2 separate regions of the Homo sapiens genome follow, and region 2 is linked to region 1. The links are chromatin contacts, found by Hi-C or POLR2A ChIA-PET in ENCODE. All regions are on one chromosome and are shown on one strand. Each heading gives the region's core, a stretch centred on a gene start or an enhancer-like site at or near the end of the contact. The rest is flanking DNA. Distances are from core to core; before and after follow the strand shown. Region 1 has its middle 66 kb from the start of ISG20. Region 2 overlaps ACAN (aggrecan).

The links. Hi-C counts contacts between places; a loop is a spot of excess contacts on that map. ChIA-PET counts read pairs that join two places held with the same protein, here RNA polymerase II (POLR2A). Pooled maps may share reads with other maps.
Region 2: a loop to region 1 is called in a pooled map, with 5 times the contacts of the local background. The contact joins two enhancer-like sites. A Hi-C loop is called at or near these places in 1 of 37 single-sample maps with no recorded cell type and 4 of 50 pooled maps. POLR2A ChIA-PET finds 5 or more read pairs at or near these places in 1 of 52 experiments (Panc1).

The regions. Positions count from the first base shown.
Region 1 is chr15:88,704,010-88,706,565 of GRCh38, forward strand. No RefSeq gene overlaps it. Among named protein-coding and RNA genes, the nearest start is that of ISG20, 66 kb to the left of the region's middle. Within about 2 kb of position 1,287, at least 5 of the 41 ENCODE cell types and tissues checked have a DNase peak (open chromatin) inside an H3K27ac peak, as active enhancers do.
Region 2 is chr15:88,833,169-88,835,724 of GRCh38, forward strand. The region is part of intron 1 of ACAN (aggrecan); the gene reads left to right. Among named protein-coding and RNA genes, the nearest start is that of ACAN, 31 kb to the left of the region's middle. Within about 2 kb of position 1,288, at least 5 of the 41 ENCODE cell types and tissues checked have a DNase peak (open chromatin) inside an H3K27ac peak, as active enhancers do.

The DNA.
Region 1 (2,556 bases), core at 37-2,536:
TGCTTTGTTTGAGTTAAGGTATAGTCTACACATGTTGCACAAGATATTAACTGTGGAGCTTGATTTATTTTTACACATGGACACACCTGTGTAATCTCCACCCAGGTTAAGATTTAGAGCTTTTCAGCCCCTCAAAGGCTCTTGTGTCCCCTCCATTTACCTTTCAAGGCAACTACTACTTTGACCTCTACACCTTAGATTGGTTTCGCTTTCAAAAACCTGTATATAAACAGAATCATGCAGTAAGTTCTCTTTCATATCTGGCATCTTTCAGATTTATCTAGGTGGTTGTGTGCTAGGTCATTCTTTTCCACTGCTGTGTAATATTCCATTGTATGCCTATGCGGAATTTATTTACCCTTTTTCTTGTTGATGGACATTTGGGTTGTTTCCAGTTTGGCGTTATTATGAATAAAGTTTCTATGAACATGTTTGAACGTGTCTTTTGGTGGCTATAAGCACTCAATTCTGTTGGTAGTGGAATTGGTTCATCACGGGAATTTTGAATGTTTGGCTTTAATCTCCACTACTGAACGTTTTTCTAAAGTGGCTGTACCAATTTACACTCCTACCAGCAGCGTATGAAAATTCCAGTTGCTCCTCATCCTCATTAATATTTCATACTTTCAGTCTTTTAAATTGTAGCCATTTGGTGGGTTTATAGGAATCCTTGTGTATTTTAAGATAGTCACCTCTTGTGGGTTTTACATATTGTGAATATAAATTTCATCCATCTATTATCTTAGTCCATGGCGAATAGTCTTTGTCTCCTCACCTGTAAAATGGAGATACTACTACTTGAGGCTTTAGCATAAGGATTATAGATAATGTGTTTCAAAGATCTGGCAAACAGTGGGTGCTTATTTCATGCCCCTATATATGTATCTCCACCACTAGACTGGGTGCTCTTCCAGGACAGGAACAGGGTCCGAACTGGTGTCGTCCCCAGGGCCCACCCCGTATAGGGCCAGCGAGGAGCAGTTTTTCAATAAAGTTTGTTGATTAAATAACGAAACCTCTCGGAGGCCCTCGCTGGTCTGCCATTTCAGGGAGGTCAGCATGGATTGAGGGTCGGTGGGAGTGAAGAGGGAAAAAGCATTTTCCCTGCAGGGGGCCAACAGGTGTCCAGTGGGTGTGGGGAGCCCCCTCCACCGGGCGTCGGGGCCCTGGACCCCACAGCAGGGGCGGGGAGGCTGACGGGGGCGCAGCTTTTCCTCCTGAGTGTTCGCTGCCCGGGCTGGCGGCGCGGAGCCGGCCCGCCGCCGTCTGCCCCTCTGCCCGGCCCTTTTTTCCAGCAGTTCTGCCAAGAGGAGCGGGGTGCGGGGCAGGAGATGAGGAAGGAGGAGGAGAAGAAAAGGGAGAGGAGAGGAGGAGACGCAAAGGGAAGGGAGGGGTGGGAAGGGAAGAGGAGGCAAAGGGTGGGGAGAGGAGGGGAGGGGAGGAGAGGAGAGGGGAGGGGAGGGACTGGATCGGGCGCCAATCCCGCCCGCCGCGCGCCGCCCGGGCTCCCTCGGGCTCTCATTTACCCCGGCCGCTGGCAGCGGGACCCAGGCGCCTTGCCGCCTCGCTGCGGCCGCTTGGTCCCCACGCCGCCCCCTCCGCAGGCGACGAGGCCTGCAGACCGGACTGGGCAGCCACTCGGGCGCCCGCGGCGGTGGGCATCATCATGCTTCCCGGGCAAACAGCACTTCCAGCCAGAGGGTTCGCGGGGCCTGCACTGAACTCTCTCGACTCTCACTGTGGGAGCTTAGTCCAAGCCTTCCTTTTACCCACTAGAGCCTGAGAACCTGAGACAGGGAGCGATTGAGCCTAGGGCCCGTGGTGAATTAGTAACAGAGTCAGCAGTAGACACTAACCCCAAATACCCGTCCTCCGTTGCCTGTGTCCAATACATAGGTACTTCACTCAGTTTACACCTCCAAGGTCCCTCTTGGCCCCGAAGGATCCTCTCCCTGCCCTGCGTCGAAGATCGCATCCTATGTGTATGCCCTGGAGGCCTGCAGTAGCTCCCAAGGGTCTCCTGCCTCCCTTCTTGTCCCCCTAACATCCCATTCTCCATCCAGCAGCCACAGTGATGGTTTAGAATACGAATCTGCTCACCACCCTGCCCCGATGGCGTGGTAAGCAGATCTGTAAGCAGATTTGAAAGCCTTGTTGGTGTTCAGCACACTGGGAATATAGACTAGAGCCATCCCCAAAGCACAAGCACCGCAGGACCTAGCCTCTGCTTCACTCGCTCCACGCATTGAGCATCTTTTCCCCCAACCTGCCGAATTCACCCAACCCAGGGACTTCACACTTACCATTCCCTCTTCCTCAAATACTCTTTTCCCAGGTTTTTTTTGTTTTTGTTTTTGTTTTTTAACCAGGGGTTCCATGGGTTGAGCTGGGTTTCAAGATAATGATTTTCCTGTGTAACCCCATGTATATTAATTTAATGCAATTACAAACATCCTTCTGGGAAGGGATGCATAGGCTTCACCAGACTGCCCTAGCACCCCAGGCCCAGAAGAGTTTAGGAACTCCTAGACTTTGCACAGCTGGCTCCTTCTTGTC
Region 2 (2,556 bases), core at 38-2,537, 130 kb after region 1:
AGGAGGTGAAGGTTTCCTTGTCTGCAACCTGGACACATGCACGCATGCTCACACAGACACATAGCCTCAGCTCAAGCTAAAAGCACCTCACTTTCCCCTACCAAATCTCCACATAATGCTCTCTGAGAAAGTCAATTCCCTGGTGATGAACCCAAACCACATGACTCTCACCCGGCCTTCACCCAGCATCCCCTTCCTGCTCCCCAAGCTCCCCTCTCCACTTCATTTCAGGCTCCCCGTCCCCTTCCTCTGCCTCACCTATGCTGTCGCCCTGTCAGCACCTAATTCAGCTTCCCATGGAGAAAGGCCTCCCTGTTGACAGGGCCGTGCTGGGACTCAGGGCTGCCAAAGTCAGTCTTCTCGCATAAAAGGCTCAGTGAGTCCTGGAGACACTTGGAAGCCAGACAGAATGGAATTTCTCCCTATTTTCTTTACAGCTGAGAAAACACACACAAACACAAGAGCATATTTATTGCGATATTTCTATCCCAAAGTTTGTCTTTAAAAAAAAAAAAGAAATAAAATTAGTTTCTCTGCCCACTCCACCCCTATCCCCCTACCCCCACTCTCCTCCCCACCTCTTTTCATTCCTTCCCATTTCCTGGTTTAGGCCAGGGAGAGAAATCAAGCCGTCCAAGCCCCACAGAGCACTCCTACACCCCCGGACAATGTCCAGCTTGTTCAGAGAGTGAGGGAAGAAACACAGCTCCGAAAACATACACACAACCTCCCAATGAAGGGTGTTCTGAGGGAAGAACAGGCGGGCCTTGTGTCTGAACACGAATCCCTAAGGCTCTGGGAAGAGAGGAGCCGGAAAGTCTAGACCCCTCCCCAGAGTGGAGAAGACACTTTGCCCTCTGCCTTCTGGGGAACTATTTCCCAGCCGCAACTCGTCACATGGGGCTTGAACCAGAGCCCCTCATGGTGCCACAGCCTGCAGCCAGAGACTTTTCTTTAAAAGGCAGCATCTAGGTAGAAAAATCCCTAAGGAGACACAGGGGCTACTTCTCAGAACTTTGGGATTTTCCAGACTTTCTCCAGTGTGAGGATGACGTGCCTCATGCATTCACGCCATACCCCCAGCAGCACCCACAGACAGCCCTTTCATTTCTGGGGTGACTCGTATATGTAGCATAGGTGGTAGAAAGATGACACACTCAATCAACAGGAAGAAAGGGTCACTCGGAGTCCTGGGCCCACCCTGCCCCTGCCCCTGGCATTCCTGGATGGGAACACCAGTGCCCTCCCAACACCCCTCCTGAGCCTAGGGACTCCTGGGGTGCCCCCCTCATCCCCAAATCCATCCAGCCCCAGCCGGCGGTGACTGAGCCAAGAGCGACACCTGCTGGGCCACTGGACTCTGATAGAGCAAAAGTCTGGGAATGCCACGGGCGAGAGTTGCTGAAATCTCCAATCTTTTCTTTAGTCCCAGATCCTCCATCCGCTCCAAGGTTCCCTCCCTCTGTGATGCAAGCACTTCTTAAACCAAAAGGGGAGGGTAGGTGCTGATGCAAGTCCATCCAACAGAACAACTCGGGGAACATCACCAGGCATGCACCGTGGAGGGAAGGTCACAGGAGGTGTCTGTAATGGGACTGCACGTGTTCTAGGCCAGCGGTGCTCCATCTTGGCTGCACCTTAGAACCTTCCAAGCTCTAAAAATCCTGAGGTCCAGGCTGAAGCCCAGGTGATTTCAGTGTGCAGCTGAGGTTGAGAGCACTGCTCTGGTGGGTCTCCTGTACATTCTCTTGGGTCTTCTTGGGTCCACCTATGCTGGAGTCAGGGTTCCAATTGTGCACCTTTACACTGCGGTTGTCACAGACCTGTGTACTTATTATGACAGCTTTACAGCAGATGACGATAAGGAAGGTTTGTCTTTCTAATCCACATGAAGTCATTGATCTAGCAGGAGAGCTACAGCTTCCTAGGTCTAATTTCTCTCCTAAAATATTAATCCGTTCATCCCATAACCTCCTCAAGAGCTCTCTAGGTGAACATCTTTTCCCTGACATGAACCAGGCCCCTAAACCTTGCCTGAAACCTTGGAGGCTAGTCCATTCTAAAACACACGTGATCTCTGGATTTGAAGTTGGTGGCAGGCCCAAGTTTCATTAGGGATGTTGAGCAACTCATCACTTCTCTGGGCCTGAAGGACTGTGTTAGTCAGGGTTCTCCAAGGAAACAAACCAATAGGACACATGCACACAGACACACACATACGCACACAGACACACACATACACACACACACACACGAGAGACAGAGAGAGAGAGAATTATTATAAGGAATGGGTTCATGCAATTATAGAGGCTGGCAAGTCCCAAGGTCTGCATGATAAGTTGGTAAGCTAGACCAGGAGACCTGGTGGTGTAATTCTAGTCCAAGTTTGAAGGCTTGAGACCTAAATGAAATGATTGGAGTAGTTTCAGTTTGAAAGTCAGTAAGCTTGAGACCTAGGAAGAGCAGATGTTTCAATTCAAGTCCAAAGGGAAGAAAAAGCAATGTTCTAGCTCAAAGGCCATCCAGCACAAAGAATTCTCTCTTTCTCAGGACAGG